2 separate regions of the Homo sapiens genome follow, and region 2 is linked to region 1. Evidence: chromatin loops called from intact Hi-C (ENCODE). Cell type or tissue: mammary epithelial cell. All regions are shown on one strand. Each heading gives the region's core, and the rest is flanking DNA. Links, peaks and the distances in the headings are about the cores only. Region 1 holds the start of SHC4 (SHC adaptor protein 4). Region 2 overlaps SHC4 (SHC adaptor protein 4).

What was found. Peaks named below come from ENCODE experiments on the same cell type or tissue, not always from the same donor. Only the 100,000 strongest peaks of a DNase experiment are listed, where the experiment ranks them.
Region 2: it touches region 1 in a loop (5-fold over the local background); 7 of 110 quality-filtered maps call a loop at or near these places.

What each region holds. Positions count from the first base shown.
Region 1 is chr15:48,955,690-48,972,184 of GRCh38, reverse strand. SHC4 (SHC adaptor protein 4) reads left to right here and starts at 8,266. Exons shown (of 12, transcript NM_203349.4): 1 at 8,266-9,754. The coding sequence starts at 9,170. It also overlaps the pseudogene KRT8P24. RefSeq lists enhancers at 8,788-9,289, 9,290-9,792. In mammary epithelial cell, for the core only: CTCF peaks have their summits at 6,004 and 8,560 (motif pointing right); DNase peaks (open chromatin) are centred at 5,364, 6,004, 8,234, 8,524 and 1 weaker place; H3K4me3 peaks cover 1,684 bases; H3K27ac peaks cover 1,405 bases.
Region 2 is chr15:48,887,239-48,903,733 of GRCh38, reverse strand. It overlaps SHC4 (SHC adaptor protein 4), which reads left to right. Exons shown (of 12, transcript NM_203349.4): 3 at 12,923-12,986. Among named protein-coding and RNA genes, the nearest start is that of EID1, 17 kb to the right of the region's middle. RefSeq lists a silencer at 14,754-14,935. In mammary epithelial cell, for the core only: no CTCF peak of the experiment used is centred there; a DNase peak (open chromatin) is centred at 6,483; H3K4me3 peaks cover 931 bases; H3K27ac peaks cover 1,991 bases.

The DNA.
Region 1 (16,495 bases), core at 5,035-13,034:
ACTTGTTGAGGGTCTTGACCTGCTCTTTCTCCTGGGTGTGCATGCCCTGCATGTTGGGGTCCACTTCCAGGTTAAGGGGGCTCAGCACGTTCTGGTTGACTGTGACGGCTGTGATGCCTCCCATACGCTGGCCCCGCATAGCCTCCACACAGACCCATGCTGGTGCCCAGGACATCTCGGAAGCTGCTGCTGCCCACTGGGGAGAAGCTCAACAAGCTTAGTCAATAATTTTTTTTAACTTTTATATTCAGGGGGTACATGTGCAGGGTTGTTATAAGGGTATATTGCATGATGCTAAGGTTTGGGGTACTAATGATCCCATTAGGAGGCCCGGGGGCCAGAATTGAACACCTTGTAGGACTTCTGGGTCACCCTGATGGACATGGTGGAGGCAGGAGTGGAGGCAGGCAGGCTGAACCAGGCAGAGATTCGAGAAGGAACGGAGAAGCTACTTCTAGGTCCCGTAGTTAGTTTTTCAACCCTTGCCTCACTCCTGGCTTCTCCCCCAATGGTCTCCAGTATCTATTTTTGCCATATTTATGTCCGTGAGCACCCAATGTTTAGCTACCACTTATAAGTGAGAACATGCAGTATTTGGTTTTCTGTTCCTGCGTCAATTCACTTAGGAAAATGACCTCCAGTTTCACCTATGTCAACGCAAGGGACATGATTTTGTCTTTTTTGATGGCAGCATTATATTCCATGGTGTATTTGTATGACATTTTCTTTAATCTGCCATTGATCTGCACCTAGGTAGATTTAATGTCTTTGCTATGGACAAGTGGGACCTAGTTAAAGAAAACTAGGTTTGCTATGGTGAATAGTGCTGCAATGAAGACATGAGTGCATGTGTCTTTTTGGTAGAATGTTTTATTTTCTTTTGGATACATACCCAGTAAATGAGATTGCTGGATCAAATGGTAGTTCTGTTTAAAGTTCTTTGAGAAATCTCCAAACTGCTTTCCACAGTGGTTGAACTAATTTACATTCCCACCAACAGTATATAAGCATTCCCTTTTCTCTGCAGTCGTGCCAACATCTGCTGTTTTTTGACTTTTTAATAATAGCCATTCTGACTGGTATGAGTGGTATCTCATTGTGGTTTTGATTTGCATTTCTCTGATGATTAGTGATATTGAGCATCCTTTCATGTTTTTTGGCTGCTTGTATGTCTTCTTCTGAGAAATGTCTGTTAATATCTTTGCCCACTTTTTAATAGAGTTGTATGGATTTTTTTTTGCTTGTTCAATTGCTTAAGTTATAGATTCTGCATATTAGTCTTCTGTCAGATGCAGAGTTTTCAAATATCTTCTCCCATTCTGTAGGTTGTCTGTTTACTCTGTTGATAGTTTGTTTTGCTGTGCAGAAGCTCTTTAACTAGGTCCCACTTGTTCATCTTTCTTTTTGTTGCAATTGTTTTTGAGGGCTCAGTTATAAATTCTTTCCCAAGGTTGATGTCCAGAATGGTGTTTCCTAGGATGCTTATGGTTTGAAGTGTTAAATGTAAATCTTTAATCTATCTTGAGTTAATTTTTGTATGTGGTGAAAGGTAGGGGTCTAGTTTCTTTCTTCTGCTTATGGCTGGCCAGCTATACCAGCATCATTTATTGAACAGGGAGTCTTTTCCCCATTGCTTGTTTTTGTCAACTTTGTTAAAGATCAGATGGCTGTAGGTGTGTGGCTTTATTTCTGGATTCTCTATTCTGTTCCATTGATCTATGTGTGTGTTTTTGTACCAGTACCATGCTGTTTTGGTTACTGTAGTCTTATAGTATAGTTTGAAGTTGGGTAACTTTGTTCTTTTTGCTTAGGGTTGCTTGGCTATTTGGGCTCCTTTTTGGTTTCATATGAATTTTAGAATAGTTTTTTCTAATTCTGGGAAAAATGATGTTAGTAGTTTGATAGGAATAGCATTGAATCTATAGATTGCATTGGGCAGTTTGGCTATTACAGTGATATTGATCTTAATTTAGCCTTTTCTGGTCATGCTCCTCAAAATTTTTCCAGCCACTGCCTGTTGCCCAGTTTTGAAACCACTTCACATTTTATATTTGTTATAGTAGTACTTCACTTGTGGTGCCAAAATCTGTATTAGTTTTCAATTGCTGCCATAATAAATTACCACCACCTTAGTTTAAACAACACACATTTATTATCTTGCTACTGTAAGGGTTGGGGTAGACGTTTGACACAGGTCTCTCTGATCACCTGCTTAAATCAAAGTATTGGCAGGGCTACATTTCTTTCTGGAGACTTTAGAGAAGCATCTGGTTTCTTGCTTATTCAGACTTTAAGCAGAATTAAATGATTTACAGCTCTACGTCTGAGATCCCTGTTTCTTTGTTGGCTGTCAGCTGAGGACCCTGTCTTCATAGCGCCTTCCTCCATCTCCAAAGGCAGTAACAGTAGGGTGAATCCTTCTCACGCTTCAAATTTTTCCTCCATTTTTTTATATCTCAAATTTCCTAGCTCTTACCACAACAAGGAAATGTTCTCTGCATTGAAGGACTTGTGTGTTTAGATTGGGCCCACGCAGATAATTCCCCCATCTCAAGGTCTGTAATCTTAATCACATCTGCAAAGTTTCTTTTGTCATGTTCCCGGGATTAGGGTATGGACATCTTTGGGAGTGCTTAGTCTGCTTACCATACTGTCAACATCCAGAGTTGAAACCAGGTTGATCTGACTGCTTTTGGACTTTTCCCACCTGATTCTATAATCTCCTGTCATAACTGTGCTTCTGTCTCATACCTAGAGGCCCTGCTCTTCTTATGATCCTGTTCTTGCCACTGTATTTGTGTCAGGTAGCAATGTGTTGGGCTGTAAGTCATAAATAACAGCTAAGAGCTGCTTGAGTTGCTTGAATTATTGAGGTTAATTTTTGTCACATAACAAATCTAGAGGTGATTGCTGGTCTTGGTTCAGGGGTTCAATGATGTCAAAGCATTGGCTTCATAATTTGGTTGGTCTTTCCTTCATGGTTGCAGTATGGCTACCATAACTCTAGCTATCATATCCACATTCAAGACAAGAAGACATGGGGTAAAGAGTGGGCTCCAGTTTTATCTGCCCTTTTAATTAGGAAGTAGATGTTTTCCCAGAAGTCCCCATCATATTTTAACTTGCATCTCGTAGATCAGAACTGTATCAAATGCCCCTATTCCCTGCAGTTACAGGGAAGCCTGAGAAGGAGAGTATTTAGCTTTTCCTGGTGGGGGTGGGCAAAGGAAAAGAAAGTTGGAAATGAGGATTGGATTAGCCAATTCATAGTGTCAGAGTTTCAGCCTATCAGGACTCTATCTTTGCCTTTTTCTCTTGCCAGTCACAATTAGAGTGGAGATTCTGCTCCTGAATCAGCCACCTGATGATTGTACTTGGACCACTTTAACACCCACTTACTCCTTATAAAATCTTCCTGGCCCCAATTAACTACTTGGCCTGCCATCTGACATGGCCTGGATGCACTTTCTGTTGCTTCTAGCTGCTGGCCCCTGGAAGCACCTGACCACCTTTCAGAGCCTAGAGACTCCATCAGTCCCCTGGCTCTGCAGAGGTAAGCTTCTATTCTGACAGGGCCTGTTTTTACATGGGTCATTTATAAGCATTGTGTGTGTGTGTGTGTGTGTGTGTGTGTGTGTGTGTGTGTTTGCATGTACAAAAAAGGGGACAACTGGACCACATTGGCCAAGAACATTTTAATCCTATGCTAGGTTTAAATTTAATAAAGTAGAAGGTCTTCTAAAAATATTACCATGGCAGATAATATCTGTTTTTATCTTCTTCCCCCCAGTAACAGAACTGTGACTTTCTGTGCAGCAACCACGCACCCAGACAAAAGACTTTTTCATTCTCAGATGAAGAAGACTTTATCTTCTTTTACAGCTAGGTACAGCATGTGATTAAGTTCTGGCTAATGTGATATAAATTAAAACATTGTATGGGGTATCCAGAATGTTTCTTTAAAGAGAGAGGGCGTATCGTTCTTTGTCCTTTCATCCGTTTTGCTGCCTGGAGTGCAGATGAAATATCTGGAGCTCCATCAGCTATTTTGGGCTATGAGGAGAAGGACTATACTTTAGGGATGGCCAAGAGCTGACACTGCCTCTGGATTTCCCACCTCCAGAGTAATAAACTTTCTATTTAATCTATTATAATTTTTAATTTTTATCTTATTTTCAACTGAACATGACCCTAAGTAATTCATCTACTTTTCATCTTCATGCTAACTCTTTACATAGCCTTCCCAGGTACATTATTTTCTTTTCAACAGATAGGAAAATATCCGTTTTCCTGTTCATTTTTTTTTTAGCTGGTCCTAGTTCTAGGAGTGTGAGATCAACAGCAGCCATCAGAAAACTGTTGACCTACAGGGCTGGAGACTGTGAAAAAAACAGAAAACATTGGGTTCAGGAAGCAAAAGGTGATTATTTCTAGAGTTAATGACAACTTTGGGGGATATGATTTTTGTGAGGCTAGGCCCTTACTCTCAGAGATACAATTCTTCTTCACCATCTCATTTCCCCATCCTGAAAATGATATTTTGGTCTCTACCAAGAACTTTATATAAATATTTTCTTGTGGAATTTTTTCCCCAAAATAGAGCTTCAGCAATGTTTTCATTCCCAGCTGATGGGCTGTTAGACTCATTGTGGGTATTGCTCAGTGAAAATCCTTTGCTAGTAGGCCTGCTTTATGGTAGAAATTGTAGTGGAGGGATGAAGTAACAGTCCTTGTGCTATAACACTCAGATGCCACCTGCTCCACTTTGTTCCAAAGTAGCAATTGGCCTACAGCCCCCCAGAGTTATTATGTTTCTGCCTTGTTCTCTCTCCTCTTCCCCATATCCTCTAGCACAACCTTCCTCTACCCCGAATTCCATATTGGATTATCTTCAAAACTGGGCTGGCATTTTTGCCAGGTTCTCTTCTCTCCTCCTCCTGGACCTGGCTAATTGTAGCATGACCCAGCCTGACCCAGGTCTTCCTTGAAACTGCCTGTTCTACTCAAGAAGCTCAGCCAGCATAGGATGTCTCTTAAGAAGCTGACATGTTGTTTCCTAGCAGGTGCCTTTAGAGAGGGGATGTCTCAGAGTAAAGGAGGCATACTGCTGGGGTCTAAGCAGAACTCTGTTTTCCAAGGGCAATGATGAGGCATTCATGGTTCTTAGATGATTTAATGACAATAATGGTTTTTCTTATCTATTATTCATGTTGTTACTTGTGAGGTATTTAGGGTGAATTTTATAGGTATGCTTTCCAAGGAGGAGAAAGGAGCAAGAACTAACATTTATCGAGCATGCAGTAGGAGTTAGGTTCATATACACTGGATCATATCACAGTGGTTAAGGGCATAGTTTGGAGTGAGTCAGTGCTCGATTCTACACCACAACTACCACTTCCTGGTTATGTGACTTGGGCAAGTCAGTAAATGTCAGATAGCACCTGCTGCATAGGCTTGCTGGGGGGCTTAAATGTGAAACACTTAGTTCAGGACCTGATCTAGAGTTAGTGCTCAGCAGATGTTATTATTATTGTGCACATTTTACATATACAAAACCTAAGTCTCAGAGAGGTTAAATAACTTACTCAAAATCCCACAGCTGGTTCTGGAATTCCCAGATTAATGTTCATCCAATTACATTTTGCTGCTGAGTGCATACTGCTTGTAGGTAGTGGCCCAGTTACAAAGGTTTCCTGAGATATCTAGTCTAGTATTATCTTCTGATAAATGATCTTTGGGCTAAATACACTTTCCCTGGGGGTTTTGGAGGGGTAGATACAGGAAAACCATAGATAGGAAAATATTCTGCCAGCCCTGATCTCATTGATCTGTGAGGGCCAGCTCAGGGGTAGGCTTCCCAACAACCCTAGAACCTCCAAAAATCCCCAGCTCATCTTCCTGTCCAGTCATTTCTCAGAGCTTTAGGAAGCAGTAAGATGCCCTGTAGCCATCATAGGCCTGGAAACTAGACTTGAGCTCTCTGGTCCCCTGGGAGGCAGCAGAGTACAGTGGCTGCCAGCAGAGGCTTTGCAATCAGGCCCAGAGGGATCCCAAGATCATTGCTCAACAGCTGGAGCACCTTGAACAAGTCACTGCCCTTTCTCTCAGCCTCATTTTCATATCTGTAAGGCAGTGAGGAACATAATCCAAGCATCCACAATTTGTTATAATAATTGAACCAGAATGTAGGTAAACTGTCAGGTGTTCCACAAATAGTAGCTCTTATTAATATTATTTTAATCATGACTAATTGAAGAGGATGTTCTAATGCCCTGGAAAAAGCAAACCATCTGCTTTACCCACCCATCTACCTAGAATGAAAAGCAATTCAATCAACGAGCCTTCTCTTGGGCTGTTAGGACTGAGAGAGTGGTCCAGCTGGGCAGGCTCAGCCTAGAGGCTATTCCCCACTTCCAGTTGCAGATCTGGTCTCTTTCACCCTCGTAAAACGCTGTAGCAGAGCTACCCAGGACAGCCAAGGTCTCTAGGCTTTGGGAAGAGAAGGAGCCCACAATGGCCATGACTGCTTTCTTACCTTACTTAGTCCCACTTCGCAACCCCCAACCCTCCCAGGACTCGCACTTTCTGAGGCATGTAGGCTGGTCTGGGCTCCTGGAGTCTGGCCAGCATGGTGCCTACCTAGATGAGCTGGCTCCCCTGGACACCCCATCCTGCAGTCATGAGACCTCTGTAAGGATTCCTATCAGCCAGGCAGGCCCATGTCCTTTCCAGCCTTCTCCAGGCCCACCTGATTTAAAAAATTGTTTTCTTTGGACAATGTTGAGTTTCTTAGCTTCTCCCACTTTGTACTAATTTTTCTTTTTAGTTGCCTAGAATGATGTAAACTCTGCAGTGTGAGGGTTAAGAATATGAGCTTCAAGGGGAGGTAGCTCTGGTTCCAATGGCCATTTTTTCATACTGCCCACATGTACTTAGTGAGATGGGCACTGTATGGAGCATTGGGCCTCGTAAGCCCTCATAACAACCCCATTAGATGGCTGCTGCCAACATATGAGGACATTCAGGCACGGAGAGGTAAAGTAACTTTCTAAAGGGAGCATATAATGAGGTCATCATAGCATAACAGAAGCAACACAGGGACCCAGGGACCCAGGGGAAGGCAGGAAAAATGAGAGGAAGAAAGCAGATGAGGAATGAGGAGGAATGAGAGGTAAATATTCTTGCCCAGAGCCTGTCTCCTCAGCCCCAGGGATGTGGGGTCCAACTGATTTAGCTACTTCCCTCAGTTTTGCCAGGAGGAGATGTAGGGCAGGGAAAAGGAGGTCAACAAGGATTGAAGGGAAGATTTATGAAGATGCAGAAAGGCCTTTCCAGGGAAAGAAATGTCTGAACAGGCTTGGCAGACAGGATGTGATGGGTGCTTTATTTCCCTGGGGGACCAGGGAGCTTGGGAGGAGGATGCCGCTTTCACTGGTCACTCTCAACCATTTAATTCAGAACCTGTGTTTGGATCCCAAGGGAGCTCAGGCTCCCAAAGTCATGAATATACATAAGCCTAATCCAGCATTAGGGACAATAAGATAATGAAGGTGGCACCCTTAATTCCTTTGGTTGCCAGTTTGTCTTAATTTTTTAATTAATGAACAATTTCAGATGTCAAAGCCTTGAGACACGGAGTAATGCAATCTTTTCTGAGAGTTCTTTATCTCTTCCTATGTGTGATTTCCACCCCACCCCGACACCCCACACCCCCAGTGTTTCAGCAGTTTCCTCTTCTCCATTCCTGAAGAACCTGCATTTCCTTTTCCCAGCTCTGGTTTTGGCTTCCTGTGTGCTAAGCCTTTGCAGTTGTCATCATGTCTTCAGGATGCATTTGATAGGTACAGGAAGTCGCACCAGACGGAAGATGGAACCAACAATCAATAAAAAAAGAACTATGTTTCTAAGAAAAATGCATCATGGCTTCCCACAGGAGTTGTGAACCATATGTCCTAATATCCCTGTAACAATGGGTCTAATTTTTAGCTCTTCTGCTCTGCCCTCCCGGCCATCTCAACAAGAAAGAAAATAGATCTTTTAACCTGCTGCTCCCCGGCTAATGATCTGTAGTAAAGATTGCCTTTCCTTTTAACTCATTCATCAGATACCACAAAATAAAATACGTCCCTCCTCTCCCGCTAGCTTTATTTCTCTCGGCTACTAGTTTAGTATATTTATGGTGTATGAGTCATCAAGCTGCCTCCTGATTGGATAAAAACCAAGCACCTCTGAGACCGTCAGTCAATTACAGCTATTCTCAGCTTCATTCACAGATTTATTAGCTTGCACACACACAGAGAAATTCATTCGGCAAAGTTCATTCATAAAAATTTCAACACGCTGCGTATCATCCTGCACATCTCAGCTTTCGGCTGCAAATGGGCTTCTGAAAAAAGCTCCGAGAGGAATCCAGGAGGGAGGGAAGCTCTGAGCGAGGGTAGGCAGGCTGGGAGGGGATCTGAGGAACACGGACCCATCACAAGTCAGTGAAACAATGCGGAGCAGCGCCCGTCAGTAGTACTCCTGGCTGGTGGCCCAGAACGGGATGCAAGACAAGATCTTCCAAGAGAGGGCAGCCTTTGGAATCAACGAACCCAGGCAAAAGGGCCTTTGGTTCATAGATACATTTTTTTTTCCTTTTTAAATGAACAATCACTGGAACAAATAAAGGGTTAATAGGCCAGTCATTTGCCCCGCCCTGTGAGAGCCGAAGGGAGCAGGTTCGAAAGTTCCTGTGTGCAGAACAGAAGGCTGGGGTGAGGGTGGGAGTCGGGTGCTAAATATTTCTACTAGGCTCCTGCAAGGCTAGTGATGCAGCGGGCCCCCCGACCGGCGCTCGCCCGGGTTCTGCGCCTAAGAGTTGGCCGTGAGCGACCCGCGCCGCCGGGAGCCTGGGTCTAGGCTCTCCCGACAAGGATTCCAAGGCGAGAACACTGGTGCCTCTGCCTGGGCCAGGGAGAGACTGAAATCAGAGCAGGGGAGGCGTTTCCCCCATGGGCTGTCACCCTTAAGGGGCCGGGAGCCGAGGTGGGCGAGCTCGAGAGCAGAGTTGGAGAGGTGGCTGCTGTGAGTTGCATCGGGCGTTGAGGTATCTGATGTCTGCACCGTTTATCTACCAGACGACGAGGCGATTTATGCAACAGTATCCTGTTTCAGCACTGCCAAGGCTATGCGAGAACGCGGCCAGGACAGCCTGGCAGGACTCGTGCTGTATGTAGGACTCTTCGGGCACCCCGGGATGCTGCACAGGGCCAAGTACAGCCGCTTTCGGAACGAGTCGATCACGTCCTTGGACGAAGGTAGCTCCGGAGGCTCGGTCGGGAACAAGGGCTCGCCGCAGCCTCCCCACCCCGCCCTGGCACCTCACCTGCCGACTGAAGATGCCACCTTGCCGTCGCAGGAGAGCCCCACCCCACTGTGCACCTTGATCCCCCGCATGGCAAGCATGAAGCTGGCCAACCCGGCCACTTTGCTGAGTCTGAAAAACTTTTGCCTGGGTACCAAAGAGGTGCCTCGGCTGAAGCTCCAGGAAAGCCGGGACCCAGGTTCCAGCGGCCCCTCTTCCCCAGAAACCAGTTTAAGTAGGTCCGGGACTGCACCTCCACCGCAGCAGGACCTGGTGGGACACAGGGCAACCGCCCTAACCCCTGATTCGTGCCCGCTTCCTGGCCCTGGGGAGCCAACACTTAGGAGCAGGCAGGACAGGCACTTTCTACAGCACCTGTTGGGGATGGGCATGAACTACTGTGTGAGGGTAAGTCCATTTTCCTCTCTGCCCTCTAAGAACTTCCGTGGAAGGGGGCATCTTCTCTGCTTTCTGCAAGGGGTCTAATGTTACCTGCCTGGGTTCTGTGTTTGGACAGGACATGATTCAACTGGACCAAGGCGGAGGGGAGCTGGGTTTATATATGTCCCTACAACTATCTGACTTGTACTGGAGTCAGGCAGCCTTTGGTTCAAGGACATGAACCGGTGCTAACTTGTAGGACATGAACTTGTGGGTACTTGGCAGGTGTAGAGGCAAGTTCTGATAGAGGCAGCTGATGGCACCACTTTGTCCCCGCTGGACCTAGTATTCTGGCCAAAAAGAGTCAAGGACTTCAAATCTGATCAGTGATTGAGACCTGGTAGGTTATACTGGCCATTGTATTTTGGATGAATACAGTAAAGATTTCTGTGCTGTAGAAACACATGGTGTGTAAGGGGCTTGAATTATTCTTTAAAAATTTATTTCAGCATTTAACAAACACTTCTCAAAACACGTCCGAGTCTCTAACCTTGTGCCAGGAGCTAGTCTTAGCTCTCCGGTGCACATTTATTGCCTTTACTGCCTACGCTGCAGCAAGTAGGCCTTGTCCATGAGCTATGGGCAAAATCAAGGTCCTTACTGGCCTTGTATCTGTCCTTGCTCAGTCAAGATGTGGGCAAATGAAGATTTGGCCTGTGCCCTTTTGCAGCTCAGATTTCAATGAGATCAATGAATACATGCGAAATACTAAGATAATAATACTTAGCAATAGATAGCTAATATGAGAATGCTGAGGGAATTCAGAAAAAAGGAAAGATTATGTGATCTGGGATTCATTCACATGGGGAACCCTCAGGAGAAGATGAATCTTGGAAGAAATGTCAGATCTGGGTTGGCAGAAAGGAGGGGATTCCTGGTAGGCCAAGAATAGGAGCAAAGTCACTGTGGTGGCTGCAGGGGAGCATCACACAGGCTGGGCCTTATGGAGGAGGAAGGGGAATGCTGGAGAATAGTGGGTGACTGAGGGAGGGGGTGGCTTGTAGTACTCAAACAAGTATGAGTTGAATAAAGACAAATAGAGATCACGGGTAGCTTGGGAGACCGAAGTTGACTGAAGCTCTTAAATGCCAAATGAGGAGATTGTAAATACTGTGATTGATAAATGAGAATCCTCCTAGGTTTGTAGGGCATGACTTGCTGAAAGTAATTTTTAAAAGACCAGTTGGTTGATTTATTTGACATGGATTGAAGCAGGGAAAAATTAGAGACTTGGAGGACAGTAAGAAAGATACTCTGAGAGTTTAGGTATGAGGCAATGAGAACACTGATTAAGGTGGAGAGGAGAGAAAGGAGGTGAATGGTAAGGCATTCTGTGACAGAAGAATGAGAGAAGCCTCAACAACCCTGGGAGATTAAGCAGATCATTTCAAATCATAATATAACTAATAGAGTAGTGAACATTTATGGAGCAGTGGGTAGATTGATTATTTTGTTACCATTGTTGTTTATTGGGGTTGTGATTGATTATTGATGGAGGGTTGTAAAGGGTGAAAAAAAAACTTTCAAATTGAAGTCTCAGAATGACATCAGTGATGCCAATGACTGAAGCAGAGTAAATTAGGAAATGGACTCATTTTAAGTTTGTTTTTGACATATTAAATTTAATGTAATTATTTGTAAATAATGCTAATATGTAGGTAGACAGTCATATAAAACTAGCACTCAGGCGAGATGTCTGATCTGAAGGTATAGAGAGCTAGCCCAAGAACTGTATTACAGACAATTAGGATCTCAGTATTACAAACAGACAATTAGGATCTCAGGGAAGTTCAAATAATAAACACTGGAAGGGTTACAGAGAGAGCAGGCTTGGGCAGTCCTGGCAAATGGGTAACTAAAACCTCTAAAGCAGATAAATGTATGGGACATGCAGCTCTCGCCCTCACCCACAGTGACATGGCACATAATGGAAATATTTTCATGTTTCTACTCAAAGTTCATGGGCATATTCTCATTTATCAAGATTAGGTGTGTGCCAGGCCCTCATGGGAAAACGAGTGAGTCTCCAAACCTGGGCTCTCTGCACTTGCCTTACCATCACCTACACATCCTCTAGCCTCTGCCTCAGCTTTCCTTTCCTCTTGTACCTCCTGCAACCTCCCCATACCCACACACCTGTACAATTTTAAATGTGAAAAGAGTTGCTGTGTGATCTCCAGTTTCCCTAGGGAGTGCCTCCTCTGGCGTTTTAGATTTTTAATGGGGGCACCATCTGTCTTTTCATGGCAATAATCACTGACTCCAGAAAAAGTGCTGACCCCACGACCCAAATGAACCTCACAAGATTGCCGATATCCGTGATGTCCGATACAAGCTAATGACATCTCTTATGAAGTCAAAATACGTGAAAGAACTTACTTATTAAGTTTTATAGAATCCTAACTTTGAAAGACGGAAGACTCAGAAGTTATCAAGGTCAATTCCTTAATGGTGAAACCAAACCCCAGGTTTTTCAAAGGCCACACAGATGAGTTAAAGCAGAGTGAGATCTAGAGCCCAAATCTCCTGTGTGCCATTCTTATCTGTCTTCACCACAGGTTTCCATCCTGGTTGTTGTTCTGTTCCTCAGAATTCTTTTGAGATGTGAACCAATTTTGAAAAATGAAATGCTAAGCTATTAATTTACAGTAAAAATATCATACCAAATGAACCAAAGTTGTGAGCTCTGTATTCCCATCTGTAGGAAAAAGCACATAAAAAATTTTAAATCAAACCTTGCTTGGTAATAATGGATTCATAGGAGAGAACTGAGAGAAAGATGATCTTAATGGCTAGTTGACACAGGGCTGGTGGATTTAGGGGCAAAGTTTACAGGAAAAAAGCCACTTCATATTCTACCTTCTTATCCATATCATGTGACTGCTCCTCTCCCTGCCCCAACTTATTTGCTAATCCATTCATCCATTTATTTAACAAATATGTATTATGAATCAATTATGCAGCAGGAACTGTTCTAGGCACTGGGCATCCATGAACAAAATGAATCAGTTCTAAGCATCAGTAAACAAAAGAGACCAGGTCTGAATCATTGTGAAATATTTTAGTGAGCGGAGATAGGTTCAATTGAATAAATGAAAAAATATACTATTTCAGATGGCATTAAGTGCTATGGAGAGCAATAAAGTGGGGTAAGTGAAAAAGGCAGTAGCTTGGGTGGGAATGGAAGGCATATTACTCTTGGGTAAAAAGTGGGATTGTTATAGCTACTCTTTACTTTGTTTTCTTGCATATTTTCTCTTTATGATAGGGACTATATTTTTCATCTGCGCTAAGCTAGAGTTGACTTTGGGTTAAATATTCTTTTTAAAAAATGGTTCTTCATTTGGTCTTATGATGTAGAATAAATTATATAGCTGAAAACACTTTATGAATCCTGACCACCTGTTTTGAGTAACTTTAATTGAAGCTCAGACTTTGGACCACCTGAAGGTCTCTCAGGGAAGGGGGCCTAGCAAACCATTCTTTGAAAGATATTGAGCCAGAAATAGGACAGTGAGATCCCAGTCTGGGCAAAGTAGTGAGGTGGGCAAAGCCCATTAAATGGTGTCAAATGTGACTTCATTCTCCCCATAAGACTGAGTCTCCTTTCTTTAGAGGCCTTTCCAAGTCCATTCATCCATCAGCAGACATTCATTTAAAGGTCTCCCAGGTGCCCAACATAGTGGGGAATGTGGAAAATCTACAACGTGACAGTGTTCTCCTCTTTAAAATGAGAGAATTGGCTTGAAAGCCCCCTCGCAGCACCAGTATTTAATGAATGTAGGGTTCCTTTCTCACACGGGAGGTGTTGAAAATGTTAGTTTCCTTTCCAATTCTCAACTTGGCTCAAAGACTTAATAAAGCAGAGGCAAAGAAACCAACCTTGACGAGCTTTGGCAGGTAACTGCAGTGGCCCTCACCACAACCCCCTGAGGAAGGCCGTGTTCTCCAGGTGAGGACACTGAGAGCCCAGGTGTCTGTGATCCACAGGATACTTCACAACTAGTAAGTAGCAGACTGAGGATTCCTAACCAGGTGTGTCTCACTCCAATGTTCCTCCACTTCCCAACCTCTCACTTGCCTCCAAGCAAGACAGGCAGCCTCTGAAGTATGGGAATGGAGTAGCGTAGATGAGAGGCCACACTGTGCAGGATAGCCTCATCATAGGACCAGCCCATGGAACTTGCCTTGTGATATGCATTTGCATGATTTCAGTCTCTTCACTTCAGCCCAGCCCAGCCAACTGTTTCCCAGATCGCATTAGTTTCCTAGGGCTTCTGTAACAAGTCCCACAAACTGCGTGGCTTACTACTATAGAAATCGATTCTCTCACAGTTCTTGAGGCTGGACGTCTGAAATCAAGATATCAGCCAAGTCACGCTGTCTCTAAAAGCTCTAGGGGAGGAATCTTAGAGCTCTTCCTTGTCTCTTCTAGCTTTTGGCAGTTGCCTGCAATTCTTGGTGCTCCTTGGCTTGTAGATGCATCACTCCAATCTCTGCCTCTGTCTTCACATGCATTCTCTCTGTGTGTCCATGGCCAAATTTCCCTCTTTTTTATAAGAACATCAGTCATTGGATTAGGGCTCACTCTCATCTAATATAATCTCATCTTTATTTGATGACATTTGCAAAGACCCTATTTCCAAAGAAGGTCACACTCACAGGTTCTGAGGGTTAAGACTTGGGCATATCTTTTTTGGTGGACATAATTCAACCCAAAACAGTCCCCAAGAGCATTTATTGCAATGTGTTTGCTCACATGGGCCTTCTTGGGTATCAAGCTCATCAGCTTTGTGTGCAAATAGAAATTTGTGTTGAAAGATTTTCTTTACTTCCTTTATAAATCCCACAGTATACTCTTACCATCCGTCTTCTCCTGTCTAAGGTATCTTATCACTGACCCAGTAAACTAGTATTGTCAATCATCTGTTGTCTAGACTAGATGTAGTCCACAGTACCACAATGTTACATCTACCTCAAGTAGCTTTTCCATAGGAGAATACAGGTCTAGGAGTTTGGAGACGTGCATTGAAGTAACGGCTCTGACACTAAGCTGTGTGATCTTGGGTGGGTCACTTCACCTCTGTGGGCCTCATTTTCTCATATTTAAAAGAAGTTTCAGCCAGGCACAGTGGCTCATGCCTGTAACCCCAGCACTTAGGGAGGCTGAGGCACGCATATCACTTGAGGTCAGGAGTTCGAGACCAGCCAGGCCAACATGGTGAAACCTCATCTCTACTAGAAATACACAAATTAGCCGGGCATGTTTGCATGCACCTGTACTCCCAGCTACTTGGGAGGCTGAGGTGGGAGGATTGCTTGAACCTGGGAAGTGGAGATTGTAGTGAGCTGAGATCATGCCACTACACTGCAGCCTGGGCGACAGAGCAAGACTCTGTCTCAAAAAAAAAAAAAAAAAAAAAGAAAGAAAGAAAGAAAGAAAGAAAAAGAAAAAAAGAAGAAGAAGTTTGAACAAAATGCTGCTTAAAATCCTGAGACTCCAGGTCTTCTTTCCTACCTGTTTGAAACCCCTTATTATTAGGATCTCTTTTGGTTAGAAAGAGTTACCTTGAGGAAATAATGTTTATCCACTTTATGTTAGCAGAGAAGAGAAAGAATGTCCTTCAGGGATGCATTCACTTCTATTTTAGCACCCTCTTACTAACACTGAGCTGGCTTCACCAGTAAGGCAGAAAGGAGGGTGTTATACTGGCATGGGTGGAGGCAGTAAGTTTTAGAGAGATGGAGGGTGGTAGAACAGCATCCAAGAGTAGAATTCCAGGGAGGGGTGAAGGGTGGGCTAGTTCGGGGGCAGGCCAGGGTTGGAAGAGGTGAGCGATAGTGGATGGGATTGTGGGAACATGGCATTCCTCATGTGTCTGGCCAGCTAGGTCTGACTGGACTTGGTGTCCAACAGGAGGACTGCAGAAGTGACAGAAATTAAGCCATCTCTATTTTCTCTGGACAAAAGAGCCAAGAGAAAAAGGCCTTGCCACACACATAGCCTGGTAACTCTAACCTTGAAAGAGGGAGATTTGTGACTCCAGGAGACTCCTGGAGAGACAGTCCCATGGTTTACACAATGAAGCCAGACCTGGGTCGCTCAGGTACCCACAGCAAAGAAACATGGCTTTCTGCCTTTGTAAATTTCCTTCTTTTCTAAGTTATTGGTGGTTGAGAGGGAGGTAGTATGGATGGGAGGAAATAATTCCAGCTAAAACTGATGACTTGGCATTGAGGGTATTATATTTTCCTTCCTATTTCTTTCTTGGAGTAGACGTGGAAGTAGATTCTGCTGGAACTTAGAGAAAGCCTGGCAGGTTTGACCCGTTCCCCTGTTCTTCTCTCTAGACCTTCACATATCCCTTGATTGGTCCAGTCCTTTCATGCCCCTGGACACTAGAGCCTTAACTGCAAGAGTCTTAGAGATCAGTGAGTCCACACACTTCATTTTGCAGTTGAGGAAACTAAGGCTCAGACATGTGAAGTGACTTGCCCCCAACCACACATCTACCAGTGGTGGAGCCCAGACAAGAGCTCCCAGTTCTGTGTACAGCACTCTATTTTCTACCTCCACCTTGCTTCATCTTCCCCCACTTCCTGAAATAAATATGCTACACCAAATGCCTCTACATGATTAAAATGCTGCGTGTGCTTTTTAGAAAGATAATTACAAAAACTTCTTTCTAATGGGAAAATTGTCTTAAA
Region 2 (16,495 bases), core at 2,966-10,965, 66 kb after region 1:
CCAGCCCCAGAGTTTTTTGATTCAATAATTTGCATATCTAATGAGTTCCAGGCGATGCTAATGCTGCTGGTCCGAGGACTGCACTTTGAGGCCTGCATGTGCAAGGGAAGCCTATCCAGTGATTTTAAAATGAGGTCTCCACGTAATTTGGACCACAGATTACATGGAGGCTCCTTATTTTTGAGCAGGTGGTTCCCCAGAAAGTCCCCCAAAGCATCTGCAAGTTTTAATTGTTTTGTTTTTGCTTTTAAGAAAGGAAAATGGGAATATCAGGGAATGTGAGAACAGTGAGTTTTAACTATGCTACATCCTAAATAGCTAGAAAAAAAATGATATAATTCCTTTTGGGAAGAGTGAGCTAGACGGGAGGCACCCAAAACTCATCAAAAACTAATCTCATCCAGAGATAGTCTTTTCATTGGTAAAAGGAGAGCTTTGTGGCCAAAGTAAATGCAGGACAGTTGGTGCATCTCTCTACCTGCCAGGCAGATTTATTCCATTTCCTGCTGGTGTTCTCAGTAGGGAAGCTGAGAAATGCCTTGTAGAGTAAGTGCACAGCTCTGGTCCCTTTAATTATATGTGATTGAGTTGCAGTTTTTGAGAGCTGCACTTACTTTAGGAAATGTGTACTGTAGTGTATGTTTGAACAATTAAAAAATGGGTGTTTTTGATCCAGATCATCTGTGTCTCTTATGAGAAATTCTCTGAAAATGATTTTTTTCACTGTTGTCTGTGACAAAATAGGTTCTTGAAAGACATCATCTAGTTAAGTGTATGCAAGTTTAAGGGGGCATAACTCTGGCAGCAGCTTGTTAGCACGTCTCAGGCTGGATATTGAAACATGTTCTGAGATGGAGAGTTGAATGCAAAAGGTTTACTAGGAGGGCTCTTGAAATCAACTGTCAAGGGAGTAAGGGAAGCAGGGCCTGGCAGAGGGAGAGGCTGAAAAGCAATGAAGTCACAGCAGACTCCATGGGCAGTTCTGGAGCTAGGATGGCACTTCAGAGTCACCCCATATTGAGGTACGGGGACCAGGCCTTGGAACCCCATATTGACCAGTCAGGTCGTTGGATGCCTGCTGCTGCTGGGGAGGGGTCATAACATGGGCAGGGCAACTTCCCCTAGAGAGCACAATTTCTGTGTAAGGAACTCAGCTGTGATCCATGAGAAGTGAGCATCCCAGCAACTGGAGGAATGAGTACCTCTGTCCTGAAGGGGGATTGGATTTATATAGGGAGACAAGGGTTACACTTTGTTTTGATGACATAGCACTACCTAACATTTGTATGTTGAATACATTGTATTTCCAAGGCAGCCTACTAGGTACCATGCAATATCTGAAGAAAGCCAGACATGTATTCTGCCTTTATAGAAACTTATACCATCCGTTACTATACACATGATAGACATAATTTGACCTACTATATAACATATTAACTATAGCATTCCAGTTATAACACAGAGAATACTTTGCTGGGTAATAGGTGTTGTACAAATTAGGTTAGACCCAGTTCTTTTTTTTTTTTTTTTTGAGACACAGTCTCACTTCCTGGCCCAGGCTGGAGTGCAGTGGCACAATCTCAGTTAATTGCAGCCTTAACCTCCCGGGCTCAAGCAATCCTCCCACCTCAGCCTCCCCAAGTAGCTGGGACTACAGGTGCAAGCAAACACACCTGGCTAACTTTTGTATTTTTTGTAGAGACAGGGTTTTGCCATGTTGCACAGTCTGCTCTCAAACTCCTGAGCTCAGGCAATCTGCCTGTCTCGGCCTCCCAAAGTGCTGGGATTACAGGCATGAGCCACTGCACCCGGCCTAGACCCAGTTCTTAAAGTAGATAGCCATTATAAGGATAAAGCAATAATAATGGCTAGCATTTACTGAGGTACTGTTCAAAGCACTATTATTATTCTTACTTTTTATATTTAAGGAATTGAGACATAGAGAGCTTTAAAAACTTGTTCAGGGTGACAGAGATTGTAAGAGACAGCTAGATTTTGAACTCTGGCTAACTGCAGAGTCTACCTGACTAGCTTTTCCTCACTTTCTATTATCATTAGAAAGTAGAGTTATAGATAAAGCCATCAAATTTTAACAGTTACTATAATTTTGCACTTTTGTTTATTTCTGTATTGCTTGCCCAAACACTTTGCACTGTTTCATGTACATAGTATCACTTAATGAAGGTTAGATGATAATTAAAAGGAAAAAATAATTTGTTTCCATCTGCCTCTACTGAGTGCTGTTAGAATAAAAGAATGGAAAAACAATAATTTACAGCGTAAAGGGAGTCCCATAATTCTTATACTGACATAGGGAAAGACCCCTTTCTTATAATACCCAACTTCCTGTACCAAGAAACCGAACAAGACAAAGTTCAAAATATGTATAAACAATCCTTGCAAAAGATTACACTCTAATAAGCTTTGCACCATGCACAAGCTAATAACTGACCACGACCCCAAAGCCTCTTACATTTGTTTCCGGTTTGCTTTAGAGCAAGAGTCAGAGAACAACAGCCTGCAGGCCAAATCCCACCTGCTACCTGATTTCGATTTTGCCACCTTGTCAGCCAAGAATGGTTTTGACAATTTTTAAATGGTTGGAAAAAACACCCCAAAAGAATATTTTGTGACACATGAAAATCATATGGAATTCAAATTTCAGTGTCCATAAGTGTTACTGGCACACAAGCACATCCATTTGTTTATGGATTGCCTATGGCTGTTTTTCTAGCTACAACAGCAGAATTGAGTAGCTGTAACAGAAACTATATAACCTGCAAAGGCTAAAATATTTCCTACCTGGCCCTTTTCAGAAAAAGTTTGCCAACTGCTGCTAGAGTGATTCTCAACCTTAGCCTTGTTGGAAGCATTTGGAAGAGATCTTAAAACTTCTGACCCCCAAGCCCTGTCCGGCACCAATTAATTCAGAATCTCTGGAGCTGAGACCCAGTCTTCAGAACTTCGTAAAATTCTTGGTGGTGTAGTCCAATGTGCAGCCAAGGCTGAGAACCACTGCCTAGAGTGTTGAATGCATTTTAGGGGCAAATAGATTAGATCTTGCTGCCTCCAGGATGACCTTGCTGCCTCCAGATAAGAGAGAGAATGCAGGCCACTCTCTCACTGCTTGTGTGTGCAAAGGGTGATGTAAGCAAAGATGTTCAGGACCTCCATGTGCCCTCTGGTAAAAGCCCTTCTTCTTCTTCTTTTTTTCTTTTTTTTTTTTTGAGTTGGAATCTCACTCTGTAGCCCAGGCAGGAGTGCAGTAGCACGATCTCAGCTTACTGCAACCTCCACCTCCCAGGTTCAAGAGATTCTCCTGCCTCAGCCTCCCAAGTAGCTAGGACTACAGGTGCCCACCACCACTTCCGGCTACTTTTGTATTTTTAGTAGAGATGGGGTTTCACTATGTTGGCCAGGCTGGTCTTGAACTCCTGACCTCAGGTCATCCTCCCACCTAGCCCTTCCAAAGTGCTGGGATTACAGGTGTGAGCCACTGCGCCCAGCCATAAAGCCCTTCTTCTTTAGGAGATGAGAATGGGGGAGGCAGAGAGGAGAAGAGAGGATTATACCAAATATCTATCCCAGAATATAGAGTGACTACATTGAAAACAAAATTCCCCAGAACGGAATATCATCAAACGTATAGACAGTGTAACCTTCCCTAGCCTAGCCTCTAGGAAGAGGTGACCTCATTCCTTAACACGCACTAACACAACCATCTGGTCTAAGCTATAGAGCACAGAACCTGTTACTCAATGCAACGAGTCCAAGTAGGTTTAATCAGCTGTGTGGTTCATGAACTCTGTGTCAGAATCACTTGGAAGGTTTGTTAAGCTGTAGATTCCTAGGCCTCACCTCAGAATCAAAACCTCTAGGAACAGTCCTAGAAATCTGTATTTTAACCAGCACCCAGTTGATTCTTAAGAACTTTACAGTTTGATCACCACTTACCTAAATGGTGTACTCTCTGTGGATGTGCAAGCTGAAGTTGTCCTACTATTATTTGTCAAGGTGGATTAACTTGGTAGGCCAGTTGTTCGTTCCTTCCAGAGGTGCACACACATTTAAAAAAATGGAATTCCCAAAAAAATTTACAACATATTTGCCAAATAGCCTTTAAAAGAACCAGAGTTATTTAAAAAAAAAAACAGTGGTAGAAGTAATATATTCATTACACCAATTGCTGTCTTGCTCAGTAATATAGACACCTGTATGACAAACTGTTTTACTGTTTGTTTATTTATTTATTCATTTATTTATTTATTGAGACGGAGGGTTGCTCTGTCACCCAGGTTGTAGTGCAATGGCACAATCTTGGCTCACTGCAACCTCCACCTCCCGGTTCAAGCAATTCTCCTGCCTCAGCCTCCCTAATAGCTGGGATTACAGATGTGCACCACCATGCCCAGCTAATTTTTGTATTTTTACTAGAGATGGGGTTTCACGATGTTGGCCAGGCTGGTCTCAAACTCTTGACCTCAAGTGATCCGCCTACCTTGGCCTCCCAAAGTACAAAGATTACAGGTGTGAGCCACCACACCTGGCCAAACTGTTTTAAATATCTTTAAAATTCCAAGTATTCTCTGAAGAATTTTTGGAAGTAGATATACATTGCTTAGAGTGAGCTTGAGTGAATAAAGTGGGTGACTAAGTAAGACCTGTTTTCGGTTTTTTTTTTTTTTTTTTCTAAATGAGCTTTGGCTTTTAAGTGACCACATTATGCATCAGTGCACTCTTTAACTCCAAAAGACACACCTTCATAATATTTTGAATATTTTGTCAAAAACAAAGTTGTTTTAAAGAAGCCCAGTTTACCCTAAAGGAGAACAATCTTTTGAATTTATAAATTCCCATGTATTTTATATGAAACCAACTCTATTTCTTATTGTCATTTCTTTAACCACTTATAAAGCCTATAAGCCATCAGTTTGTGGGTGTAGGTGTTTGAATTTTGAGATACATGATTGTATTACAGGAAATCTCTGTGGGGACAGGAAAAAACCAGCACTTAATGTCCGTTAACTAGTGAGAGTTATAGGGGAGATGTGATACTCCAGACAAGAGGGTCCTTCACTTCATTCCAGTGTGATTAATGGGTTCACATTTGCATCAGAGCCAAAGGGCAGAATCACGAAGTAGACAGACAAACCCATTTCCTATGGTTGCTGAGCTGGGTTGGCTAGCAAATGTACTTTAGAAACAGACTTTAAGTACAATTCAGGTGAACAGAGTGGGACACTAAGTCAGTGTGGGGATAAATGCTGTGGGCAGTACTCAAAGGTTTTATTTGACCATCCTGGGACCCGAGGTGCCTGTTTCTAAAGTGAAAGGATGTATTTTATGAGGCTGAGTTCACCCTCCTAGAGTACACGGGTGATGCCCCTTGATAATAGCACAAAGCAAGTCTGAGGCTTTCCATTTTCAACTGGTCTGTGGGCACTGACTGCGTTCATTGTGTGCTTATCGCCACAGAGGCAGGTTCCTGTTCTAAAGTGTCCTGTCTGAGGGCTTTCACAAATTCTTGGATGTCTTTAATTTCACTAAGCTGGACAAAATTGAACACATAGATCACTGAGCCTTGCTGTCCTGGAGGCAAAGATTTAAAAAAAGATGGTACTGGTTTCCCTAGAACAATGAGAACAGCATGATACCACATGGATGTGCAGTCTGAATTACTCAGTCTCTTCATTCATAATAAGAAGGCAATCCAAGACATTTAGGGTGCAACATGTCCCTTAGACTTTGTTAACTGATTTCTTTAAGGACTTACGTTGGAGATGCAAAGTGAAAGAAAGACCTTTGGGAAACGCAGGTGAATTTGTTTTGGCTGAGTATCGTTGACTTTTTATTTTGGAAAGGCTCTTGCTGTGATTAAAATTTTATTCTCATTCCTATTTGCAGGGACAAAACTGGAACTACTCCTTCACTGCATATGTGACTATAGATGTGTGTGTGTGTGTGTGTGTGTGTGTGTCAGAAGGTGGGGGATGTGGGGATCATTGCCTTTAATCATTCCAGCTGGGCCCCTTTGCCTGGTTTCATGTTGCACATTTTCTGGCTTTCCTATTTACTGAAGAACTGCATCTTGACATTCACCAGAAAAAATCTGCCGCGCAGCCTCTCCTCCCATTAAATGCTCCCCTTTGTCTTGGATTGTGATATTGCCTTCCAAACTTAAAAAAAAAAAAAGTGTGTGCGTGTGTGTGTGTGTGTGTGTGTGTGGCGACATTGCTTCCAGAGGAGCTTAACTGTTTAAGGGTTAAAAACACAGAAGAATTATAACTTAAGTGTTGTAGTGGCCAGGAGTTGATGAAGAAAGGTGGCTTTGTTTGGATGATTAGTTTGGACTCTGTTAAGACAGACAAAATATCTTTTTTTGGTCTTATGGCGTAGGCAGGGTTTTATATGCTTAAAAGCAAATCTTCCACGGCATTCTCATTCTCTTACATCAGCCCACTTCTCCCCTTCTCTCTCATGTGGCGAAACAATAAACAAAGTGGCCACTGTTGGTGCTCTGGGGCGTTTCTCTTTCTTTCTAATACAGGCTCCCAGGATGGAAATCTTTAGCCACTGAAACCCCAAAATTTCTGCTCCTCTAAGAGCAGACACTTGCTGAATGTTTGCTAGCTGGAGAAAGTCTCACCGCCACTCAGCTCCAAAAAGGTTCTGCAGGAGCGCAGCTGCTTGGGCTGCAAGAATGGCGGGGACCCCCTGAGCCCCAGGAGAAATCGCTCTCAACTCTGTTTTCTTTTTCTTTCTCCTCGGCATTTGTAAAGTTGGCCCAAGGGTGTGGCTGAGACTCCAGAAAAGCACTGAAAGTACTATTTGTTCTTGAAAATGTTACAGTTAATGTCTTGGTCCCAGTAGCAGGGGAAGAAAAGATCTTTGTGAACAAAAGCAACAAAATGTAGGCATCTATCTGCCTGTCCTTGCTGGGATTTCAGGAGATTTGTTAACGCTGCTATCAGCAAGGCCAGCAGAATTTGAGAGGTTAATTTAAAGCAGTATTTCTTAACCTGGGATCTGTAATTTCTAAGAGGTCCACAGAATGTTTTGGGGAGCTTTGGGGTGAGGAGTGGACCTTCTTAAATGGAATAGAAAAGTTTGTACAGGCTGGGCGCGGTGGCTCATGTCTGTAATCCCAGCACTTTGAAAGGCCAGGCGGGCAGATCACCTGAGGTCAGGAGTTTGAGACCAGCCTGGCCAATGTGGCGAAATCCCATCTCTACTAAAAATACAAAAATTAGCCGGGCATGGTGGCAGGCACCTGTAATTCCAGCTACTTGGGAGGCTGAGGCAGGAGAATCGCTTGAACCCTAGAGGCGGAGGTTGCAGTGAGCTGAGATCATGCCATTGAACTCCAGCCTGGCCGACAGAGTGAGACTCCGTCTCAAAAAAAAAAAAAGAAAGAAAAGAAAGAGAGAGAGAGGGAGAGGGAGGGAGAGAGAGAGAGAGAGAGGGAGAGGGAGGGAGAGAGAGAGAAAGAGAGAGGGAGGGAGGGAGGGAGAGAGAGAGAAAGAAAGGAAGAAAGAAAGAAAGAAAAAGAAAGAAGGAAAGTTTGTACAAATAGGTCTTTTACTGGAGAGAGGCATGGCTCATCTTAGAGTCTCCAATTCAAAAAATTAATAACTACTATTTTTTTTGAGACAGGATCTTGCTCTGTCGCCCAGACTGGAGTGCAGTAATGTGATCCTAACTCACTGCAGCCTTGAACTCCTAGGCTCAAGCAATCCTCCTGCATCGGGCTCCTGGGTAGCTGTGGCCACAGGTGTGCACTGCTGTGCCTGGCAATTTAAAAATATATATATTTTTGTGGACACAAGGACTCACCATGTTGTCCAGTTGGTCTCGAAGTCCTGGACTTGAGGGATACTCCTGCCTCGGCCTCCCTAAGTGGTGGGATTACAGGCATGAGCCACTGTGCCTGGCTAATTATTACTTTTTAAAGCAAGTTCATAAGCACAAGTTTTCCCCTTTTTTTCTTTTGAGCAGAGTTTTGTATATCAAGAGATTTTGGGCGCTCTGTAAAGCCTCACATGCCTCAAATATACAGTTCTGAGTGAGCGTGTGAGTGCACACTCATATGTGTTTGCCCAGGTGGGCACAGCCTGGCTCCAGATGCTCGTTTCTTCCAGGAGGTGGCAGCCAGCCATAGACAGCAGAGGGCTGGGGAAGGGCAGGGGCATCCGAGTAAGCCTTTTCTAGAGTCAGCCCCTACCACTTTGTCCTTTTGCCTGGGTAGTTTACCAGCCACGCGGGTATTAACGATTGGCCAAAGAGCTGCGCCTCACTATGTTAGGGGAGTGAACAAGGGAAGGACAGTCAATATACTACTTTCCCTAGTCTCTGGAGCCTAGGACTCCCTCCTTTTTATCCATCTGGCAATATGGTTCCTCCCCGGTGCTTGTGGGTTTTGAAGTCAGAACTGGATTTGCATTCTGTCTCTCTCACTGTCAATTGCGTTATTTGTACAGTTATTTAAATTATTTGAACTTTATTATCCTCATTGGTAAAATGAGGGTAAAGTCCATACCTTGGAATGGTACTGTTATGACTCAATGAAATGATGTACATAAGGTGCTCACTTCTGGGCCTGACCATAAAGAGTGCTCAGTAAATAGGGGCTGGCCAGGAGCTGTGGCTCACACCTCTAATCCCAGCACTTTGGGAGGCTGAGGTGGGAGACTCACTTGAGCCCAGGAGTTCAAGACCAACCCAGGCAACATAGGGAGACCCTGTCTCTACAAAAAATAAAAAAGGAAAAGAAAAAATTAGCTAATTGTGGCGGTTTTTGCCAGTTGTAGTGGTCCCAGCCACAGGGGAGGTTGAGGTGGGAGGACTGCTTGAACCCAAGGAGGTTGAGGCTGCATTGAGCTATGATCCCACCACTGCACTCCAACCTGGCAACAGAGTGAGACCCCCATCTCTACAAAAGCAAAAAAATTAAATAAATAAATATAAATAGAGGCTGTTCTTTCACTGAAACTCGGGCTCCCTGCTACTGCAAGGTGCACCATTCTAAAAGGCTTTACTAAACGTGCTCAAGATTTTTTATCTTTATGAAACTTTTGGGAATAGAAACAGGTAACTCTACTTAAAAAACTGAAAAAGGAAATCTGGATTTAGTGGCTACAAAGATGGAGGGGTTAAAAGCTAAGCTGGAATGGGAGCAGAGAGAGAAATAAAGAACATCTGTTAGTATCCATAACAGGAACATTGTCCCGTCTCTCTATGGGTGTCACCTCTCCATTGGGACATCTTTGATGTGCCTTCACATCTCAACACCTTTGCCTCACACTAGCAAAACTCCTGCTGAAGGAACTTACTCTGCATTATTTTCAATATTTTAAAGGATTACTTATCCGATCAAGTGCACAATGAAAGTAAAACATAACATTGTTTACCTTGTTTATATCTAAACATCGGTAGAATCAGAAACAAAATAGCAAACCACAAAAAAAGCACCTAAAACCAAGCCATAGTTTACAAGCTCTTTCTATATTACTATTGACACAGGATTAATTTTGTATAGCTGCTACCAATGTGTACATACTGTTGCAAGTTCTACTTTTTCACACTAATTTATATAGACTTCTTCATATTTCTATAGTCCGAGTGGCAATATTTATTTTGATATGTTTTATCTCTATATCACAAGACTTCGGGTTGGTTTCTTACTTGAAGTGTTTCTTTTACTTATATACTCAATGCTATCCCAATACAGGCTTCTCCCCACCTTGTCGAAGTTTGTAATAAGTTATTTAAACAAATTGTTTTTAGAGGCAGGGCCTCGCTCTGTCACCCAGGTGGGAGTGCAGTGGCACTGCAGCCTTGAACTCCTGGGCTCAAGCAATCCTTCCAAGTAGCTGGGACTACAAGTATGTGCCACCACGCCCCACCTGTGCTCTGATAAATTTTGACATTTGTCAACTTTTACCAAATTACTCTCAGATTGTATTAATACTAACCAAGGCCCCTGGCAATGGATAAATATGCCTAAAGCAGAATATTTCCCATCTTTTCCAACACTGGGTTTTGTATCTTTTTTCCTAATTTAATATGAGTGAAGTATCTTGTTGTTTTAATTTTCAATTTTAAAATTATAATGAATGTGAATATTTTCCCGTCTTAAAAAGCCAAATGATTTCTCCCTCCTTTTGTGTGAATTATCGGATCCAGGGGTCAACAAACTATGGCCCATGGGCCAAATCTGGCCAGCCTTCAGTTTCTATAAATAAAGTTTTATTGGAACACAGCCATGCTCACTTGTCTACATATTGGCTAAGGCTGCTTTTTGTGCTACAATGGCAGAGTTGAGTACTTGCAAAAGAGCAAAGTCTGAAATATTTACCGTCTGGCACTTCACAGAAACAGTTTTTAGACTCTTATTTCTTAGTTAATATTCACTCTTCTACTACCATATGTTATGCTCCAGCAATATCAAAGTACCTGTAATTCCCCTCATATCATGATACTTTGTGTTTTGGTGTCTTCACCTATGTTCTTCTGTCTGTCTAGAATTTCCAATCCCCTCCCTGCCAGGAAGGTTCATCCTTTCAAAACCTCCTTGAGAGGTATTCATGCTGTAAAGTATTCCCTTCAGCTTCAATTCACTGCATTACTTTTTGTTAGAAGATATTGATAATTGGTGTGAGAATCAAGAAAACAAACGTGTGGGAAAACAGTTTGTGAAATTACAAGATGCTATATAAAAGTAACAACTTCTAGTAAAAAGTTACTATATTTGGCATATAATTATTGTTATATTTTTATTATTGTTGTTATTATATTTGGCAGCATCAATATCCACCTTTGTTTTTACTTTAAGTTCATATCATTTATAGTCAACTTTTTTTTTTTTTTTTTTGAGACGGAGTTTTGCTCTTTTTGCCCAGGCTGGAGTGCAATGGCGTGATCTCAGCTCACTGCAACCTCTGCCTCTCGGCTTCAAGAGATTCTCCTGCCTCAGCCTCCCAAGTAGCTGGGATTACTGGTGCCTGCCACCATGCCTGGCTAATTTTTTGTATTTTTAGACCAAAACATCCAAATCACTCTCATGGATTAAAGGATCTGCCCTATCTTATAATACCTCTTTATTAAATACTGTCAATAGAGTGGGGTGCCTGGACTAGCTATTTCGGCAGTATCAGTGCCAATTTGGATTAATAATATGAGTCTTATCAATTATTGAGTAGTCATTAAGATGACTCAAAATGTCAATCAACCAACCAAGCCAGAGGGCCCAACTATCTGTGTTATCCTTCTATTTGACTCCAGAGAACAAAGGATAGAATCCTAGAGAAACAATAAATATGAAATTCTGAGAATATATGCTAACCAAAGATCCATTCTATCCTTTGGTTGCAGATAATTATGCAAAAATCAGACAAGATAATACCTTGAAGAAGAGTTTCATTTATATAGAAAAAATGATCTGAGCTAAAACATACATTATAAGTGCAAAATAATGCCTAGAATCTTTGGGAATTCTGCTTATCTTTCAAAAGTATTTTCTAGAAGAACATCGCTCTGCACTACAAAATATCATAGCTGTAGTTTTAAAAATGGGTCTGCATGGCCGGGCGCGGTGGCTCACGCCTGTAGTCCCAACACTTTAGGAGGCCGAGGCGGGCGGATAACGAGGTCAGGAGATCGAGACCATCCTGGCTAACACGGTGAAACCCCATCTCTACTAAAAATACAAAAAAATTAACCGGGCGTGTTGGTGGGCGCCTGTTGTCCCAGCTACTCGGGAGGCTGAGGCAGGAGAATGGCATGAACCCGGGAAGCGGAGCTTGCAGTGAGCTGAGATCGCGCCACTGCACTCCAGCCTGGGCGACAGAGCGAGACTCCGTCTCAAAACAAAAACAAAACAAAACAAAACAAAACAAAAATGGGTCTGCATTCCTCTCTCTGACCTCTCCCCACTTCCTTTGGGAATCGAAACTATAGAAAATATTATTGTGAAATATAATATATATAAAAACTATAATACAATGTTGCATGTGTATGTGTATTGGTGTGTGTGTGAGAGAATATAGTTTATTAATTTAAACAATGATCTCTGGGGAATCCAGAAGAGATTTCCATTTGCCTTGTGAGAAGTTTAATATATGTGTTCAAAGCCACAAGGCTAAGGTTCAAATTACACAGAGTGAAAGCTTGGGCAGTTATGAATGCTCAGAGTCCCAGAGACAAAAGCTTTTAGTTATAACTGCATTTCTGGAAAGGAGGGCGCCAGTTTCTTCACCACTTCCATTAAGGAGCAACTACTTATTTTAGCGGTGCCTTTCTCTCAGGAAGTGCAATATATAGGAAGGGCAGAAAAGTAAGCAAAGGAGGAAATTTGATATTGATTTCTTTTCTTCTGTGAAATTACATGAAAGCTCAATGGCTCGCAGCAGCAACCTAGTCAATAAAACTCCATTTGAGACCACCTTGAAGTTCAACGTTCTCCCGATCCTTTTAAATTTTCTCGTGTCAGGTTCTTTTTGCATTTAATTGTCTTTAGTTCTGAGATACTATGAAGCTTTTTATTCATAACATTACAGAGATGATTTTGCTAAAGATAAAACTGCGAAGTATTTCCAGATGACAATGCCCTGCCCCTCCTTTTTGGTTAAAAATCAACAACACAATAAACAAAATCTGAAAACCCAAGGAAAAACAGAGATGAAAAAAGCGAATAGTAGAGCTCCTTGTTGTAAAGCAATTGCTCAGTATTAGGGTGCTGCTAGGTTTTCCTGCAGAAGGAGTAAGTACAGCATTTCCTCCTGTGGGGCTGGGAGAATACCATTTGTGTTAGACTCACTATTATGTATGTGTACTTTTTGGTCGTGATAATTTCTAACATTTCTTAAACACTTACTGTGTGGAGGTAGTATGCTAAGTCTTTATTTATATGGTTTCTGTTCTTTAGGGAAGCAATAAGTCGCCTGTGTGAAGCTGTCCCCGGGGCAAATGGAGCCATTAAAAAGCGAAAGGTAAATGATGATGTGGTTTTCTTGTTTATGTTTCCCTAATTATGGCAAAGATAGTATGAAAATCGCTGTTCGTTCATCCCACCATATGACCAAGGTCCAGCCTGGCCTTTATTAGGTGGCGTGATATCAGAGCTGCACTCAAAACTGCTCTTGTCCCTCAAATCTTTCCGAGTTGCCTGACACTGTCCGACGTGGTGATACCTCCAGCTGCAGAGGGGAGAAAGCCCTGGGCTTTATGTCAGAAATGTAGGGTGCCAGAGTTGGCTGTTACTGACCAGTGAGCATGGGATCTCATCTTGCTGAGACTCTGTTCTTATTTCCTGTGGAGTTAGGGAGTTGCACTAAATGGCCAGTTTAGTGCCTTCCAATTTCCACATTTTATAATGTATGTATTCTGCATTATAACATTTTAGACTTTTTAGGCTTCCTGGCCTATTTTCTAGTATAAATATGGATAGTGGTAAAGGTGAGGTAATAGCACATGGGTACAGTAGCTTTCCCTGTGGAAAGAAAGCAAAAGTTTTGATGTTAGACAGACTCGGATTAAAGTCCTGCCTCAGCCACCTACAAATGGTGTACTCTTGGACAAGTTACTTAACCTCTTGGATCCTTGGTTTACTCATCTGTAAAATGGGAGAAAATAGCACTTACTTTATAGAGTTATGTAAGAAATAAACGAAGTGATGTCTACATACTATCTACCACAGCGTCTGGCATCTATTACACTTTCTGTGTTAATGGTAGCTAGTATTATTGCTATTAAGCTATGAGCCCTAGAATATTTTGTTGGTTTGAAAAGTCCAAAGGGCCAATGCAAAAGCTCTTGAGATAACTATATAAATCATATAGAATTGCAGACTGTTTAAGGGAAGGGTTTTTTGTTTTTGTTTTGTTTTTTGTTTTTGAGACGGAGTCTCGCTCTGTTGCCCAGGTTGGAGTGCAATGGTGCGATCTCGGCTCACTGCAAGCTCCGCCTCCCGGATTCAAGCCATTCTCCTGCCTCAGCCCCCCGAGTAGCTGGGACCACAGGAGCCCGCCACCACACCCGGCTAATTTTTTGTATTTTTAGTAGAGACGGGGTTTCACTGTGTTAGCCAGGATGGTCTTGATCTCCTGACCTCATGATCCGCCTGCCTCGGCCTACCAAAGTGCTGGGGCCACAGGCGTGAGCCACCGCACCCGGCGGAGAAGGGTTTTTTAAGAGATCTTCTGGTCTAACCTTTTCATTTTGCCAGCTACTAAACTGAGTCTGAGACAAGAGATGATATTTGCCTGAGTCACTAGGATGATTAAGGTCAGAGCCAGCTGTAGAAGCCAAGTCTTCAGATTCCCAGCTTAGGGCTCTATTTCTATACCATTCTGCCCCATTTTTGGTTATCATTCTTCATTATATTACATAGGGCTGAACCCAGTGTCACCTAGAGAATCCACACGGTATGAAACATTCTGACAAATGGCTCTTAAATTCCATCAAGGACTCCCTTTGACTAGTTTCTTTCACAGAACCCATGGTTCCAAAGTAATCTCTAACCTCTTCCTGCTTCTCATAATTTCTGATTAGGATGCTTCAACTGGATGATTCCAGCTACCAGGCAAGATATTCTCATTTAAGGAGCAGGGATTCCCCATCCCAAAATAAAACAGAGCAAACCTGGCTATCATCTATCCGGAAAGTACACTTGCAGAGAAAAACAGAAAAGCAGCTAGTTTCCTTCAACAGCTGGCATGTATTGAGTACTTAGTATGAGCCAGGGACTCTTTCCAGCACTTTAGGCTTTTTTCTTTTCTTTTCTCTCCACTTTATTGTGGTAAAATATCCATAACATAAAATTTACCATCTTAACTTTTTTTTTTTTTTTTTTTTTGACAGTTTCACTCTGTCACCCAGGCTGGAGTGCAGTGGCTCACTGCAACCTCTGCCTCCTGGGGGTTCAAACGATTCTCAATGCCTCAGCCTCCCGAGTATCTGGGATTGCAATCATGTGCCACCATGCCTGGCTGATTTTTGTATTTTTAGTAGAAATGAGGTTTTACCATTTTGGCCAGGCTGGTCTCTAACTCCCTGGCCTCAAGTGATCTGCCCATCTCAGCCTCCCAAAGTGCTGGGATCATAGGTGTGAGCTACCACTCCCAGCCTCATCTTAACCCTTTTTAAGTGTACAGTTCAGTGGTATTAAGTACATTCATATTTTTGTGCAGCCATCGCCATCATCCATCTTTAGAACTCTTTTGATCTTGCAAAACTGAAACTCTACACATTAAACAAGAACTCCCCAGTCCCCTATCGCCCCGGCCCCTGGCAACCAAAATTCTACTTTCTGTCTCTATGATTTTGAGTACTCTAGGTACTTCATATGAGTGGAATCATACAGTATTGGTCCTTTTATGACTGGCTTAATTCACTTAGCATAATGTCCTCAAGGTTCATCCATGTCATAGCAGATGTCAGAATTTACTTCCTTTTTATGGCTGAATAATTTTGCATTGTATGTATATACCCATTTTGCTTATCTATTCATCTGTAGATGGACACCGGGTTGCTTCCACAGCTTAGCTATTATGAATAATGCTGCTATGAACATGAGTTACAAAATCTTTTAGAGACCTTCCTTTCAATTATTTTGGGTATATACCCAGAAGTAGAATGGCTGGATCATGTGGTTATTCTATTTTTTAATTTTTTTAGGAACTGCCATACTGTTTTCTACAGCAGCTGTATCATTTTACATTCCCACCAATAATGCACAAGGGTTCTAATTTCTCCATATTCTCACCAAGCCTATTCACATTTTCAGTTTCTTTATGATTTCATCTTGATAGGTATTCTAGGAATTTGTCCATTTCATCTAGATTCTCCAATTTGTTGGCATACAATTGTTCACAGTAGTCTCTTACAATCCTTTTTATTTCTATAGAATTGGTAGTAATGTCTTCACTTTCATTTCTGATTTTAGTAATTTGAGTCTTTTCTCTTTTTTGCCTTAGTTCATCTAGCTAAAGGTTTGTCAGTTTTGTCGATCTTTTGGGAGAACCAACTTTTGGTTTAATTAATTTTATCTATTTTTCTATTTTCTATTTATTTTATCTGTGTTCTAATCTTTATGATTTCCTTCCTTCTGCTAGCTTTGGCTTTTGTTTTTTTCTAGTTCCTTAAGTTACAATGTTAGGTTTTTGACTTAAGACCTTTCTGCTTTTTAAATAAAAGTGTTTATATCTATGATTTTTCCTCCTAGCACTCACTGTTTTCACTGCATCCCATAAGTTTTGGTATGCGGTGGTTTTTATACTTTGTTAATCATCACAAAAAACCTAGCCACTAGTGTTATTATTTATCCCCATTTTACAGATGAGGAAACTGGGGCCCTGAGAGGTTAAGTAACTTGCTTAGTGGCCCAGTCAGTGTATGGAGGAGCTAGGTCAAGCCCAGGCAGGCTCCAGCATTTACACACTTAATCACAATGTTATCTGCTTCCTTGCCAAGCATCTGCCCTGGGGGGAGGGAGCCAAAA